Regions from separate parts of the Homo sapiens genome. Here region 1 is linked to region 2. A link is a loop called in an ENCODE intact Hi-C map of the cell type or tissue named here. Cell type or tissue: prostate gland. All regions are shown on one strand.

Region 1 (8,000 bases), 230 kb before region 2:
TCCGCTCACAATAATGCAGCCGTGCATGTTTGAATGGTTCTGGCCCTTTGCATCTCATAAACCTTTTCCTTGGGATGAATTCCAATAGAGAATTACTGGGATGGAAACATCGTTTTATGACTTTCTTTCTCTGGGTGTGAGTTAATTTCTAAGTACGACAGCAATTTGCAATACCTTCAACAGCAGAGTGAGTACCTGAATTTCTCTGCATGCTTCAGAATCCTGGGTGTGACCTTGAGAACACTTTTCTTTTCCTGGTGCAGTGGCTCATGCCTGTAATACCTGCACTTTGGGAGGCTGAGGCAGGAGGATCACTTGAGCCCAGGAGTTTAAGACAAGTCTGGTCAACATAGGGAGATAGGGAGGCCCTTTTTCTACCAAAAAAAAATTAAAATTAGCCGGGCATGGTGGCACATGCGGGCAGTTCCACCCGTGGTCCCACTGAGATGGGCAGATTGCACTAAGCCATGATCACACCACTGGACTCCAATCTGGGTGCCAGAGCGAGACCTTGTCTCAAAGAAAAAAACCTTGTTTTAAATTCATTTTGTAAATATAAAATAGCCTCTTAATACTGCCTTAGTTTCCCCCTCTTTGATGATGAGTGAGGACAATCACGTGAACTCAGAGCACGTGAGCTTGCCATGTTAATTAACCTCTGAGCCCCAACCGGGTCAGATATAAACTGGGAATGCTGCCATTTCCAGCTGGTAAGTTTTTCTTTTTGTCCAATTCAACCAATCATTTGATCTTGATTTGTTTATTTATAGGAGCTTTAGATACATGCGGTACTTTCAGAATAGCAAAATCAAAACATGGTCTTTGCCCCAAGAACTTACGACCTATTTCCATATTGCCAGTGTGTCTCAGAACTACCCTAAATGAGTCTTAGGAGTAGTTTGAATGTCCAATAGTAATTACGTCATCTGCGGAACCCAGACGCCTCAGAAATAAATTAATTTCATCCCAGACGTAGTTATCAGGGTTGTGGCTATGTAAACAGTTTTCATCATTTCATACCTGAATGAATGAATTATATTCTGCAGAAAACTGGTTGGTTGGAGAGATTTAATTAAGACAGGAATGCAGGAATTTTCTTGGGACAAACAAAAGGATTATAGAACTTTGTAAATAATATACAAAAAAATTAGAAACGTACATTTGTTGGTTGGATTTTCTTTCTTTCTTTCTTTCTTTCTTCTTTCTTTCTTTCTTCTTTCTTTTTCTTTTTTCTTTCTTTCTTTTTTTTTTTTTTGACAGGATCTCTGTCGCCCAGGCTGAAGTGTGGTGGCATTATCCTGGATGGCTCACTGCAGCCTCGACCTCCTGGACTCAAATGATCCTCCCACCTCAGCCTCCCCAGTAGCCGGAACCACTGGTGAGTGCCACCATCCCTAGCCAATTATTTTATCTGTAGAGATGAGATCTCGCTATGCTGCTCAGGCTTCTCTTGAACTCTTGGGCTCGAGTAATTCTCCCACCTTGGCCTCCCAAAGTGCTGGTATTATAGGTGGGAGCCACTGTGCTTGGCCATTTGGTTGGATTTTCTTGCTATACTCCCTGTGCTAATGAAGTGAGATGTAAAACTTACTTCAGTGTCTAATACAGATAAGCATTCAATGAATGCTGACTGCCCAACTCTAGTTTCTTCATATGTAAGTGATTCTTTCACGTCCTCTGTTTGTCTACATTAAACTCAATGTTTTTCTTGTTTATTTTAATGAATTCTTTATATATTGTAGCCACTCTTTTGCTTCCTGTTTCCTGACATTTTACTTTGTCCACAAAATTTAGAACATTGGAAACATTTCCTGTCCTGGGTTACATTAGAGTCACACTCCTGCTATTCTATGCTCTACCCCCAACCCCCCCACCGCCCCCCGCCACCAACTCTCTAAGACTCAGTGGGCTGAAATGAGAGCCAGGAGGTTTACCAGTTGGAGCAATTTAGTTGATTTTGTCCTGGGCTCAGGCAGCTTTCCCTGATGTCATTTGTTCCCTGGGGATTTGGCTCACTGAAGCACACAGGATAATTCTTCTGGAATGAAAGGACTTAGAATCTCCTCATTCAGAGGGTCTCTTGCCTCAAATTCTATTCTGGGTCCGTTTTCTTATTTTATGGTGGTAATTGTTATTGTTCTTGCTTTTTTTCCTTTTGCAGCAAACTCACTCATTATCAAATATCCAACAAGAGTGTTCTAGGTGCAAGACTTTGAATTTTGGGGACACAATGGTGAACAAAACAGACATGTCCCTGCCCAAGCGGAGTTCACAGCAGAGTTCCTGGGAGATGCACACTGGCCAATGCCATCCAGTCCACAAGTGCTCATCAGGCACCTGCCGTGTGCCAGGCTGTCTTCTGGGCCTGGGGACAGACACGTGAGCAGAGATGGTCCCTACCATCTCTGCATCGGGAGCTTATCATCAACACAAATCCACGAAACATGACATTTAACATGCGCAAAGCTGCAAAGGAAGGGCTGGCAGAGCCACGTGGACTACGGTACAGGGAGGGACTTATTCTGACCAGGGGTCTGCCAGGAGGGGTGTCAGTCACGGAAGGCTTCCCTGAGGAAGCGACCTGTGTCATGAGCTCTGATGGCTGACTTAGAATTAACCGGGCAAATGGGGACAAGACTTTTTGACACAAAGGGAATAATAGATGCAAAGCACTTGGGGTGGGAGGAAACAGTTTTAAGGGCCCACTCAGGGCTGGATCCAGGGTGGGGCACCGGGATTCTTGGGGCCAAAAGGCTGGGTTTCTCCTCGTCTGGTGAATCAGAGTTTGGGGGAAGCCTCTACTGGTTTAGCCCACCCTCAGAGCCCTGATCCACCAGCTGGGCAGCTCAGCTCATCTTTTGTCTGGTGGTGGGGAAAGGCTGTTGGAGGCGCTGAGGGGCAGAAGCCTGTTTTTGGAGGGCCCGTGGCAGAGAGTGAGGGAGGGCCACGTGGAGCCCCACGGTCACCCTGCTACTTTCTCTGACCTCAGCTGCGGCTTGGCCTCCCGCCCTTTGGGAGTTCACAGGGAGGTGAAATCTGCAAGCGGAGGCTGGTTTCTTCCCCTCCTGGGAGGACTGAGCTATCCAGACAAGGCCCGGGAAGGCCCCTTCCTCCCCTTCCAGGGCTCTCTGGGATCTGATGAGCCATTTGTCCAGCTCTGTCTTCTCCCCTCCCCAGCTCTGGGGACAGAGCAGCTGGGACTGCAAAGACTGTCCTGTTCCTGATGTAGGTCCCCACACCTGGAGACCCAGGGGCTGAGGCCGGCCCCCTGCACCTCCTCCAAGCTGCTGAGCTCAACTGCACTCTGTGGCCCCAGGAAGGCATGGGAAAGGCTGCCCCCCTGGAGCACTTCATGGCTGTCGAGGCGCACGTTGCAAATCAGGCTCTGGCCCTTTGCCTCTGCGAGCACTGGGGGCTGTCACTTACGACCCTGTCCTTACAGGGAAATTCCAGCCCACAGCTCAGGGCCTTGGGAGCAGCCGCATAGACTTCGGAGCCAGGCAGCTCTGGGTTGGCGTCCCTGACCTGTCTCACTCTCTGCAGGACACTGGGCACATTTACGTCTCTGAGCTTCAGTTTCTCCATGTGTAAAAAGGGGTCTACCCCTAAGCTGCAGCGCTGTGGTACTTATGGTGGCAGCTGGTGACAATTCCTGACAGCGGGAGTTGGGGGGTTCTTTACCACCAGTGGCTCCTCTCAGAGTCATTCAACCCAGGCAGGGGCACTGGGGAGATGGTCAGTACCGCCCAGGTAAACCGAGGCCTCACGTGTAGGAGCCTGCTTTCTGGAAGGGAGGCTCTGCCAGCAAGTCTCATTTCATCCTCAAAAGAACCCAGGGATGTAGTTATAAGCAGGATTCGCCTCTGACAGATGAGGAGAGGTTCAGAGAGGTTGACAAACTCACTCAAGGTTGCACAGCAAGTAAAAGGCCCAGCTGGGATCCTTCAGGGATTGCTGGACCAGGGAGCCCCTCCTCTGCACCGTCAGGAAGGGTCCAGTGCTGGGCCCTGAAGCCAGGAGCCCGAGAGGACGTTCTCAGCACCAGCTCCGCCTGCAAGCCCAGGATTTCCCACCCCCATGCACCGCACCCAGGACCCCAGGACAGTGCCCCTCCCCGCACACTGGGCTCTGGCCTCAGCCTGCCTCTGGGAACTTGGCGTTGGAGTTGGGGGAGGGTGGAGGGAAAGGCAGCCTTCGGAGCTGTCCCTGGGAGGGGAGCCGTTTGGCGTGAGGGCCGGGCCAGGCCGGCCTCCTTTGTTGCAGGCTGACAGGACGGTGCGGCCACCACACACTTCAGCTGCCAACTCGCCGCGGTCACTCAATCCATCACCGAGGGCGGGGGCTCCCGGCCCTGCTGGCTCCTGGCCGCTCGGCCTGCGATGTTGTTTTAGTCTGACTCGGGCTGTGAGATAAACGGGGCATGAACCGGTCCCCTGGCAGGGGGTCAGCCCCTTCTGCCCTCATTAAAGTGCCAATCAAGAAGAGGAATGGAGACGCTGAGTGAGCTCAGCCCTCTCGGCCAAGGGGGCAGGAGCCGGTCCCCCCACCACGGATGCCTGGAGAATTCCATCCATCCAAGGCCTGCGGGCGTCTGGTTGCAACACACCCAAGCAGCCGGCCCTTGGTGTTCCGTTCCTTCCCAAGCCTGCGTATGTGAGCAGCGGGTGGGGTGGGTACTTGCGACTTTGAATTTCCAGCTCCCCCAACTGGAAGGGAAATTCAAAGCAGCAAGTACCCACCCACCTCCTGCTCACACGGGCAGGCTCGGCTTGCTGTTGTGGCAACGTCACAAACCACCCCAAAACTTTATGGCTTAAAACAATTATCTCCAGGCATGGTGACTCATGTCTGTAAAACTAGCACTTTGAGAGACCAAAGTGGGAGGATTGCTTGAGGTCAGGAGTTCGAGACCAGCCTGGCCAACATAGTGAGATCCCACCTCTATCAAAAAATATAAAAATTAGCTGGATTAATGGGGCACACCTGTAGTCCCAGCCACTCAGGAGGCTGAGGCAGGAAGATCACTTGAGTCCAGGAGTTCAAGGCTGCACTGAGTCACTTGCACTCTAGCCTGGGCCACAGAGCAAGACCCTCTCTCAAAAAACCAAACCAAACCAACCAAACAAAAAAACACCCAGCCATTTGATGATCTTGTTTGAACCTGAGGGTGGACAGGGCTCAGCTAGGTGAATCATCTGCTCCATCATCTGCTGGGGTGGTGGCTGGAGGGGCTGTTTGCTGGGGCTCTTCTGGGCTGAAGGGTTCAACATGGCTCAGGCATGTGGCATCTTTGTGGGGACACCCAGAAGGCTGGGACACCTGGTTCACGAGGATGGCTGTGCCTGTCTCTCTGTCCCTGTGGAGTCTCGGGGCCTCTCTCCCTGTCTTACATGGCCTCTCCATGTGGTCTGTCCTGCAGGGTAGCCAGACTATTCAGTGACTTGGGGCTCCCAAAAGCACATGAGTGAAGGTGCTAGGCCTTCATAAGGTTTTGGCCTGGAACATGGCACAGAGGAACGTCTGCCCCATCCTAAAGCAAGTCAGGAACCAGCTCTCTTTTCTCCTGGGCACTCTGCCTGGAGGGCAAGTGGATCAGCAGCCTCTTGGGGTGTGGGGTGAGGTGGCTGGAATTCTCTCTCTCTCTCTATATATATATGTATACACACACACACACACACACACACACACACACACACACTCCACAATTCTTCAACTCTCTGGAAGAACCCCTCAAAGTCTATAACAAGGCATTCGCAAAAACATAATTAATAGTATGCTTTCATATTAATTTTACATATTAAATAAAAATAATAATTGGACCGGGTGCAGTGACTCACACCTGTAATTCCAGCACTTTGTGAGGCCAAGGCAGGGAGATCACTTGAGGATCTGCCAGGAGTTCAAGACCAGCCTGGGCAACATGGCAAAACCCTGTCTCTACAAAAAATTAGCCAGGCATGGTGACGTGTGCCTGTAGTCCCAGCTACTCGGGAAGCTGAGGTGGGAAGATCACTTGAGCACAGGAAGCAGAGGTTGCAATGAGCTGAGATTGCACCACTGCACTCCAGACTGGGAGACAGACTGAGACTGTCTCAATAATAATAGTAATAATAATAATAATTGTTACCATTGCTTAAGAACTTATGCCAAGCATTGTTCTAAGCAATTATAGCTTATTTAATTCCCCTGATAGCCCTGTAGGGATGATATAACTATTACCCTTGCTTTACATGTGTCTAAGATAAGTGGCTAAACTGTAATAGACTCCCAAACATTTAGTAACTCAAACACAATAGAGGTTTTTATCTTGCTCTCTTAAGGAAAGATCAGCATTCCTGGTGGGCAAGCAGCCCTCCTCCCTTTAGTGTCCCATAGATCCAGGCTCCATCCATCCTGTGACCCCCACCCCTCACCTCTGGTCCCCAGTAGTGCATAGATCACTCTGGCAGCTACATGAAGACTGGGCCATGGATGGTGTGTGCAGCTGTGGGCAAGCAGAGGGGTTTGGGATATTCACCATTTGCCTTCTAAATTTACTCTCCCTTTGTTCACCCTGCTCTCTGCCCTGGGAGGCTGCCCTCTGTGGACTATATCAGTGGGCTCCCCAACCCTCCAGCTTCCAGTTAGGCTCAGCCAGTGGGAGACAGAGCAGGAGATCAGAGGGCAAGAGGAGAGGGGAGGGTATTGATTTCCCTGGCTCTCTGTCTCCACTAGGCTGTAGTTTGGAAGTAGCTGACTTTTTCTACCAAAGGCTATGGCTCCTATCAGGGGGCCGGCAGCTTTGACTCTCACCCATCTTAGGGATGGTAAGAGGATACGTCACCGTCTCTTGTTGGTACCCCTGATCCCACCCGCAGCTTGTAATCAGCCCGTCTGCTAACCTCTCTGCAATCTCTGTATCTGTCAGAGGATACAGCTCATCTACATTCTGCAGTGGTCTCAGCTGGCACAGGAGGCAAGGGAGGAAGCAAGGAACCATTGAGAATGCTACAGTAATAATCCAGGAGGGAGATGATGGTGGGGTAGCTTTCCAAGGTCGGGCCAACAGGATTTTCTGATGGATTGGATATGGGGTTCGAATAAAAGAGAAGTTTCCAGGATGATTCCAAAATGGTTGGCTTGAGCAACTGGGAAAATGGAGTTATTTATTAAGATGGGTAAGACCAAAGGAGAGGCAGGCTTGGTCAGTTTTGGACATGTTAAGTAAGGCATGCTTTTTAGGCTTCTAAATGGAGACATTGAGAGGCAGATGGAGCTCTGAGTTTGAATTTCAGGGCAGAAATTCAGGCGGGAGATAAGACTATGAGACCTGCCCATATACAGATGATATTTAAAGCCATAGGACTCAGAGAGATAACCAAGGAGAGTTTGGCTGAAGAAAGGAAGAGGACTTACAGTGAATGCTGCGGCTCTCCAACATTTGGAGGCCAGGAAGATGAGAACAAAGAATAACGAGTGAAGTAGGAGGAAAATGAAGGAATTGGGTATTCTGGAAACAAAGTAAAAAAAAAAAAACTTTCAAGAAGGAGAGAGTGGCTGGGCACGGTGGCTCACGCCTGTAATCCCAGCACTTTGGGAGGCCAAGGTGGGCAGATCACGAGGCCAGGAGATCGAGACCATCCTGGCTAACATGGTGAAAACCCAACTCTACTAAAAGTACAAAAAATTAGCCGGGCGTGGTGGCACGCACCTGTGGTTCCAGCTACTCAGGAGGCTGAGGCAGGAGAATCACCTGAACCCAGGAGGCAGAGGTTGCAGTGAGCCAAGATTGTGCCACTGCACTCCAGCCTGGGTGACAGAATGAGACTCCATCTCAAAAAAAAAAAAAAAAAGAAGGAGAGAGAGTGCTCAATCATGACAAATACAGCTTTTATTCAGATTAGATAAGGCCTTATCATGAAGATTAGAGTTTGAAATATGAATGTCATTGATTATCTGGAAAGGGTGAGGTTGTGGGGATGAAAGCTTAATTGGCAAGGGCTCAGAGAAAAGGAGAAATT
Region 2 (8,000 bases):
CCTTGACCTCCAGGTGCCTTTCATTGGACACAGGAAGGGAAGACCGCTTGGTAACTACTCCACTCTTCACAGTTTTGGGAACTATAGCAGATTCGCTGCTAGAGTTACGGTGGCGAGAAGGAGTAACATGATTTTGTTTCTTAATATCACTGGGAGTGTGGAGAAAATCATGGACTAACAGTAGCCAGTCAAATATGAGAAACACACGGAGATTGTTGAGAACTACTGTAAAGCAGGAGGAATCCTTGGTAGATCTATAAAAAGAAGACAGGAGAAAATAAATAGGAAAAAAGAAACATGGTTATTTCAATAACCTGCAAATGTACTGCTCAGTTTTGGCAGGTGGTATTCCGGTATTTTCCAAACTGCCTGCTTTGAGTATCAGTAAACTTTGAACACTGGTTGAATAACACATTCAGTGTATTACTGGTTTAATAACACATTCAGTATAATAAGTTAATCATATTTTTAAACAACAAGGAACATTTTATAAGAAAGCAGCATAGGTAGTATAGCTCAGTGGTTCTCAATCAGATGGTTTTGCTCCCCTGAAGACATTATTTCTTTTCTTTTTTTTTTAAGAGACAGGGTCACACTCTGTTGCCCAGACTGGAATGCAGTGGCACGATCACAGCTCACTGTAACTTCAAACTCCTGGGATCAAGTGATCCTCCCGCCTCAGCCTCCCAAAGTGCTAGGATTACAGATGTGGGCCACTGCACCTGGCCCTTGGAGACATTTTTTATTCACATTTCAATTGCAATTGCAACTAGAGGGGGTTGCTATTGCTATCTAGTATAGGTAGAGGCCAGGGATGCTGTTAACTAACCCACGATGTACAGGACAGCCCCATAATAAGGAATTATCTGACCCAAAACGTTGATAGTGCTAAGGTCAAGAAATTCTGGTATGATAAAGAGCACAGGCTTTGAAGTCAGAGACGCAGACTTAAATACTGCCATTTACGAGCTGTGTTATCTTACGAAAGCCACCTACCTTCTCTCAGCCTGTTTCCCTACTTATAAAATGAAGAATATTAATATGATAAGAAATAAAGCACCAGGCACAAAGCAGTCATTTGATAAATGTCACTTTCTTTCCCTATGGGCTATTTCAAGAAGATCAATGAGGCACTCCTTCTTTGACGTCTAGGATCATTTCTTTATAAATAATACCAAGTTTACACACACTAGTACTAGATTGTTTCTCTAATTGAAACTGACCTGACAGCCCAGATCTTTTGGCCCGAGGAGAACAAGTAAGATGACATTTACCAGGGATAAATGTCCCCTAAGTAACCTAGAGGTAGAGTTGGGGTGGGGGTGGGGGGACAAGTTGCCATTGCTCCGAAGTCTACATTTGACGTGAAAACCCAGCGAGGACTCTCAGGCCTGACTTCAAACCATGATGCAGTCAGGGGCTTCATCCAGGCCCTATTAGTACATCAGCAGGCCCAGCCTACTAATGGATAAGGCCTCAGATGAGTAGGACAAGAGAAACAGGGGCTGGAGCACTTGAATGCGGTTTTCTGGGTTGAACTTGGTTCCGTAAGCCCAAAAGCGACTCTGGGGTTGTAGCTACTACATGTACCTGGTTCCCTGACATAAAAGGTATTCCTATGTGGGAAAAGCTAACTTGGAAATATTTCTGAGGCTGGTTTCTCTGCTCCTCATTTCCCCTAAACCTGGCTCACTGCCTCTAGTAAAAGGGCAGCATGATGCATGGCTCCTTCTTACAGACACAGCATTTTTCACAGAAACACTCTACTCTTGTGTAATGGAGAAAAAATGTTGCCCTCAGTAAAATTTTTCCACCCCATTTTGAACATAGATTGTCAGAGTTCTGTATTTAACTGGAAAGTCACAGTGTGTTGGATCCCTTTTCTGGAAAATATTTCAAGCCTTTAAACACTGTGAAGTGATTTATATTTGACACACAAGATCCCAACAGAAGAGTAATTCTTCTTCAGACACGAAAGGCGTTCAAAAATTCCCATCTAAAGAACATTTCACTCCTCTTGCTAACAATAGTATTTCTGTTAGCAAGAGCCAAGGTAAGGCTTTATTATTTGACTCCAATTATACACCTATAATACACAAATATTTCCAGGCTCCCTGTATATTAAAAATATGATAAGAAGGAGACAACTACCTGACAGTCTAAGAAGCCAGATCAATAATAATAAAGTAAACTCAAAAAGAAATGTTTCTCGGCCGGGCACGGTGGCTCACACCTGTAATCCCAGCACTTTGGGAGGCTGAGGCGGGCAGATCACAAGGTCAGGAGTTTGAGACCAGCCTGGCCAATATGGTGAAACCCCGTTTCTACTAAAAATACAAAAATTAGCCAGCCATGGTGGCAGGAGCCTGTAGTCCCAGCTACTCAGGAGGCTGAGACAGGAGAATCACTTGAACCCGGGAGGCGGAGGTTGCAGTGAGCTGAGATCGTGCCACTGCACTCCAGCCTAGGCGACAGAGTGAGACTACGTCTCAAAAAAAAAAAAGAAATGTTTCTCCAGATGGAACAAACAGATGCCAGCCTCTTGTTCAAAGGAAACATCTTCAACCAAATGAACTGCAAAATGGGGCCATCTTATCACATGACTGCAATCAGCCCAATGACGAGACACCTGATAGGTCCAAAGACTGTTGGAAACATCATGGGCTTTAACATCACATACCCAGGTTTGAGCTCTGATTTCTTGACCTACGAGCTGTGTGACCTTAGAAGAGTGAACTAACCCTTATCCAAGTTTCTAACTTGGAAACTGCAAAATGAGGAAGAAGTCATCCCCTCTGCAGACTTGTCAGGATTATACTGAGCGTAGCTAAAGTGCCTGGCTCATGGCAGGGCCCAATAAGAGGCAATTAGGATTCCTACTCCTGAACTTTTAAAGTTCATAAAAAAATGTAAATGTCTACTCTGCTAGATTTCCTAAAGGCATATGAAGAAATCATGACCTCTCTCGAAAAACAAAACAAAACCTAAACCCTGGGGAATTCTGAACAGCACATTGAAATGTCAGGCATACAGAAACATGTAAGAATAATCCTGATGACTTTTTGTTCTGTTTTTTGCTTAAACACAAAGTTTTTCACAATCTTTTTACTTAGTGGTTTATACTTACAACATGTCTGATGACATGAAGCACTAACAGAAGGGAGGGTCTCCTTTTTGGGTTTTCACTGAAAGACTTCTTTAGACCAGGCCTAATTTTTCAGTTTTAAGGTCTATGTTCAGCCATAACATCAGCAAATGGTATATCATAAAACAACATGTTATATCAGCATAACAATGACAGCTGCCAACTGTGCCAAGCAATATGCCAGAATTACTTTAATTATTACCTCTACCCCATGAGGTGGGTATAGGTAATTTTCTATTTTATATAAGAGGAAGTTGAGGCTCAAAGGGGCTAAACAACTTGTCTAAGGACACATAGCTAGATAATAGGAGAGCAAGGTTTTCAGCCCAGATCTGTCTGATTCCAAAATATATGTTCTTTCTATATAGAACACTGCCTCCCATAATACCAGAAAGAAAAATATAACCTAATTCAAAAAGGTAAAAACTATGTATACATGGATAATGAGTCAGTAAGACTTGAATGGGTAATTCAAGTCAAACCCACCTTCCCTTCCATTATTTGTAAAGACCAAAAGTCTTTTTACTTTTTTCCTTAAACCAGCATAATTTCTTCCTTCTCCAAGCCACTTTACAAATTAAAACAGTCTACAGCTTACAAGGAGATTGATTTTAAGGCTCAATTCTTAACTACTTTATTTTTAAAGGCAACAGAGACATCTTTTGGCCAATAAATGAAACTGCAAGATTATAGGAATAATGCATTAATATACAGTACACTGCACTGATTAAGCCATTATCTATTTATCTGTCTAGTGATTCCTTGGTTTTTTGATGTTCTAAAGCCAACAAAGACGTGACCCAAAAGGGAATGTCTCCACAAAGAAAGGCAGAGAAGGGTCTGGACCTGCTACCTGAAATGTAGTTCAATCTGAATGGACCCTTGGGTGGTGCTGCTGTTCTTAGCGGGCTGAAAGATACAGCTGAACACATTCGTCATGCCAGGGCTGGTCTTCTGCCCAGCATAACGGGTGTCAAAAGCCATCATGGAATGGGAAACCAAGTTAATGGACTTGGTTTGGTTGGAAAAACTTTCATAGAGCAGTTTGCATTTCTTGAAGTCAAATCTAAAAGAGAGAAAAGAAAGCAAGCAAGATGTGAAACACAACTCTTCCATTTTACAAAAGTATATAAGTTCGAGATAACGAGCAAAATCAAAAATATATCTAAGTCCCATAAGGAGAATAACTTTCATTCTGAGTTTTCTTGTTGATTCTGTTAATAGACTCCTCAAAATGGAGTTAGTGTCACTGTGCCTTGGATCTTACTTTTCCAGTTCCAAAGAGATGATCTTGTTCATAGGAACGGCATGAGAAGTAACAATACCACATGTTTAACATATTCTGAATCCGTTATCATTCCCATGACCCATCAGAAGTCTAAGAAGGCTGTATATCCCCAAAGGATGTCAAGGGTCCCTCTGGGCCTTCATCTGTCAGCTTCTAGCTTGCCTGGATGTTTCACTCTCCAGGGTCTGTCCAACTGTTTATGTGAAACTGCTGTAGTGTACTGGGAACAAATAATACTCTTCACATGGAGAATAATTCAACTAATCTACCAACAGGAAATGCATTTGGAACCATCGTTTTTTCATAACCGAGAAAGCTGCAATGAGGAATTCATAATTACTCGGTACCATTATGACAATACATACAGAATTATTCCATATTGAGAAAAACTAAGGGCACAGCCAATCATCACAGAAAATCGCTGGGTGACGTGGCTCATGCCTGTAGTCCCAGCTACTCGGTGGGGCTGAGGTGGGAGGATCACTTGAGCCAGGGATGTGGAGGTTGCAGTGAGCCGAGATGGCACCACTGCAGTCCCGCCTGGGCAACAGAGAGAGATTCTGTCTTAAAAAAAAAAAAAAAAAAAAAAAAAAGGAAAGAATAAAATTGCTAGCTCACAAGACCACCAATGTGGGACCACAGTTTCAGTATGCAACGCTCTCACCAGCTGAGTTAGGTACAGACCGTGGCGGACTTTCAACAGAAAGACTAACTAGAAGACAGAGTGCTTCAGCAGGGAATCACTGGCCTTGAAGTCCTGTTTTCAAATGCCAAACCACTTTCCCAGTCATACGACCTTAAGCTAGTCAGAAACTCTATCTGGAAAAGAGTGATGTACGCCCAGCTTACAGGACTGATAAGAGATCAACATGAAAAGGTTATTAAGTGTGAAATGCACTTTTTAAAGTTCCACACCAGTAATCACGAATTCATACATTTACACTGACTAAGGAAGTGACAGAAATAAGCGAAGGACTAGGTAAGCATATGCCCCATTTCAAGGGAGCAATTGCTACTCCGCTTCCAGATGCTTCCAAGTGAGAACATGGACCTAGTATTGCCAAAGCTTCCAGTTTTTCAAAAGAAGCTAAATACAAACCTTTTATATAAAATCCTGCAACTTTTTGGGGCGGGAGGGACCAGGTTTCAGCTGTCACCTAGGCTGGAGTGCAGTGGTGTGATCATGGCTCACTGCAGCCTCAATCTCCTGGTTCAAGTGATTCTCTCACCTTAACGCCTTGAGTAGCTGGGACTACAGGCATGCACCACCATGCGCAGCTAGTTTTTTAATTTTTTGTAGAGACAGGGTCTCTCACTATGTTGCCCAGGCCAGTCTGGAATTCCTGGCCTCAAGCAATCCTCCTTCCTTGGCTTCCTAAAGTGCTGGGACTACAGGCCTGAGCCACTGCGCCTAGCCCCTAACTTTGAAAATGTTGGCCAGCAAGGCATCAATGCTGCACATCAAGTGGTTCTGCATCTCCCACCCCGTAACTACTCAGACACACAGCAAGACAGGACTTTCTGACTCCATCACCCTGTGTGGGACCATATTTTAGTTCCACAAAGTCTGCCAGAGCATTTAGTTGCCATTCAACACCATTCAGAGCTCATTTTTCCCGCTGGCACATCAAAACACTAGCTGCTCTGTCACCCTAAGCGACTACAACAAGCAGAGCAGCCCAGACCCACAATGGTCACAGAGTATGAGGGAGAAAAAGATCTTCACTGTTTTAAGTCACTGATACTTTGGGGTTGTCTGTTACTACAGCATAACCTAACCTATGTTGACTGATAGAGCATGAATCTAAACTTTTCAAAAGCACTGTGTAGATCAACCAAAAGACACTCTGCAGACAACATTCCATCTGTGGGCCACCACTCTGCAACCTCTGCTCTGTGTCAATGCAAAACATGTGTATTATTTGGATACTGTTACTAACAGTATAATAATATAATCAAAGGCATACCTGGCTAGGGACCCAGCACCTTCTTTTCTTTTTGGATCTTTAAGCTCCAGACTTACATTCACCATATCAATGAGGAAGCACATACAGGTGTACACTTCTCCACTCAGGACAGTCTACAAAAGGAAAATGCTCGTCAATCCACAGCTGATGATGCCATCCTAAAAACAGGCTCATACGCCAAGAAATCTAATTTGCTTGTTGCTCCACCTTCTTTCTCCAAGTGAGTTTGAGGAATAGATACACAGGGTGACCGTCAGCTGAGACTATGAGAGTGACAGAAGAACATAAGGTCTCACTCACATGAATTCTTGGATCTTGTAAATCATAAGGCCGCATAAATTCCTCTATGGGTTCTCCCAGGTTGTTCTCTAATAAGCCGCGGATCAGCTTGTATTTATACAGATCCAGAGAGCAGTGGACTGAGGAGAGATTGCCATGGATAGATATGTCTGGCACAGTATGACTTATTTCTCTATGAAAAAGAAAAAAGATCACTTACACAGACAAGTCACTAACTTAACACTGACATAGCTCACGCCCAAACAACGGGGCTAAAATGTACTCACCTACATTATCAAGTAGGTAATTCCTACTTCCAATGACAAAAATTTCATGTAGCTCCAAATGAAGCAAGTTAATATGACTGTCATGCTTCAACTACAAAAAGCCCCTTTTCTCCCAAAATTTACATTTAGAAAATCCTCAAACCAGGCCAGGTGTGGTGGCTCACACCTATAATCCCAGCACTTTGGGAGGCTGAGGTGGGAGGATCACTTGAGCCCAGGAGTTCGAGACCAGCCTGGACAACATAGTGAAACCCCATCTCTACAAAAAATGCAAAAATTAACTGGGCATGGTGGTGTGCACTTGTGGTCCCAGCTACTCAGGAGGCTGAGGTGGGGGTTCACTTGAGCCCAGGAAGTCAAGGGTGCAGTAAGCTGTGATCGTGCCACTGTATTCCAGCCTGTGTGACAGAGTGAGACCCTGTGGGAGGGAGAGAGGGAGAGAGGGAGGGAAGGAGGGAAGGAGGGAAGGAGGGAAGGAGGGAAGGAGGGAAGGAGGGAAGGAAGGAAGGAGGGAAGGAGGGAAGGAAGGAAGGAGGGAAGGAGGGAGGGAGGGAGGGAGGGAGGGAAGGAAGGAAGGAAGGAAGGAAGGAGCAAGAAATGGAGGGAGGGAAATCCTTAAACCTAGTATGAGGTAACTAATCTATTAATAAGGAAAACCTCATGAGACTCACAAAGAGCTTAAATATTACACTTGGGAAAGCAATAAAGAAAAGATGCCAAGATCTTTATTTAACTCTTTGGATTTAGTGGTAACTAAAGGCAAACACCAGTGTTTCATACTGAGCCCAGATGGGACATGAGGATAAACTCTGAATAGGTTCGTCATCTCAGCTGGGATGGACAGAAGTAAAGTTGAAGAGGGGGAGGGGCACACATCTGTACCTCATCTCAATACTAAAAAGCTTTCTCTAACCTCCCATGGGTGAACTGGGCATTGTGAATCCTACAGACACTATGCTCTAAGTATAGAGAGGGCTAGTGTTTGAAATGGCAGAGGTATATAAGAAAAGTTATTTTGTCTGCAGAGAAAAGCC

Evidence for each region. A loop is a pair of places that touch in the nucleus more often than their neighbours do. Peaks named below come from ENCODE experiments on the same cell type or tissue, not always from the same donor. Only the 100,000 strongest peaks of a DNase experiment are listed, where the experiment ranks them.
Region 1: it touches region 2 in a loop (3-fold over the local background); 3 of 110 quality-filtered maps call a loop at or near these places.

Annotation. Positions count from the first base shown.
Region 1 is chr1:12,536,750-12,544,749 of GRCh38, reverse strand. No RefSeq gene overlaps it. Among named protein-coding and RNA genes, the nearest start is that of LINC02766, 15 kb to the right of the region's middle. RefSeq lists enhancers at 2,893-3,187, 3,750-4,398. In prostate gland, no CTCF peak of the experiment used is centred here; a DNase peak (open chromatin) is centred at 4,621; H3K27ac peaks cover 2,978 bases.
Region 2 is chr1:12,310,326-12,318,325 of GRCh38, reverse strand. It overlaps VPS13D (vacuolar protein sorting 13 homolog D), which reads right to left. Exons shown (of 70, transcript NM_015378.4): 28 at 6,701-6,872; 29 at 6,401-6,513; 30 at 3,999-4,211; 31 at 1-254. Among named protein-coding and RNA genes, the nearest start is that of VPS13D, 84 kb to the right of the region's middle. In prostate gland, CTCF peaks have their summits at 3,600 and 3,799; no DNase peak of the experiment used is centred here; H3K27ac peaks cover 507 bases.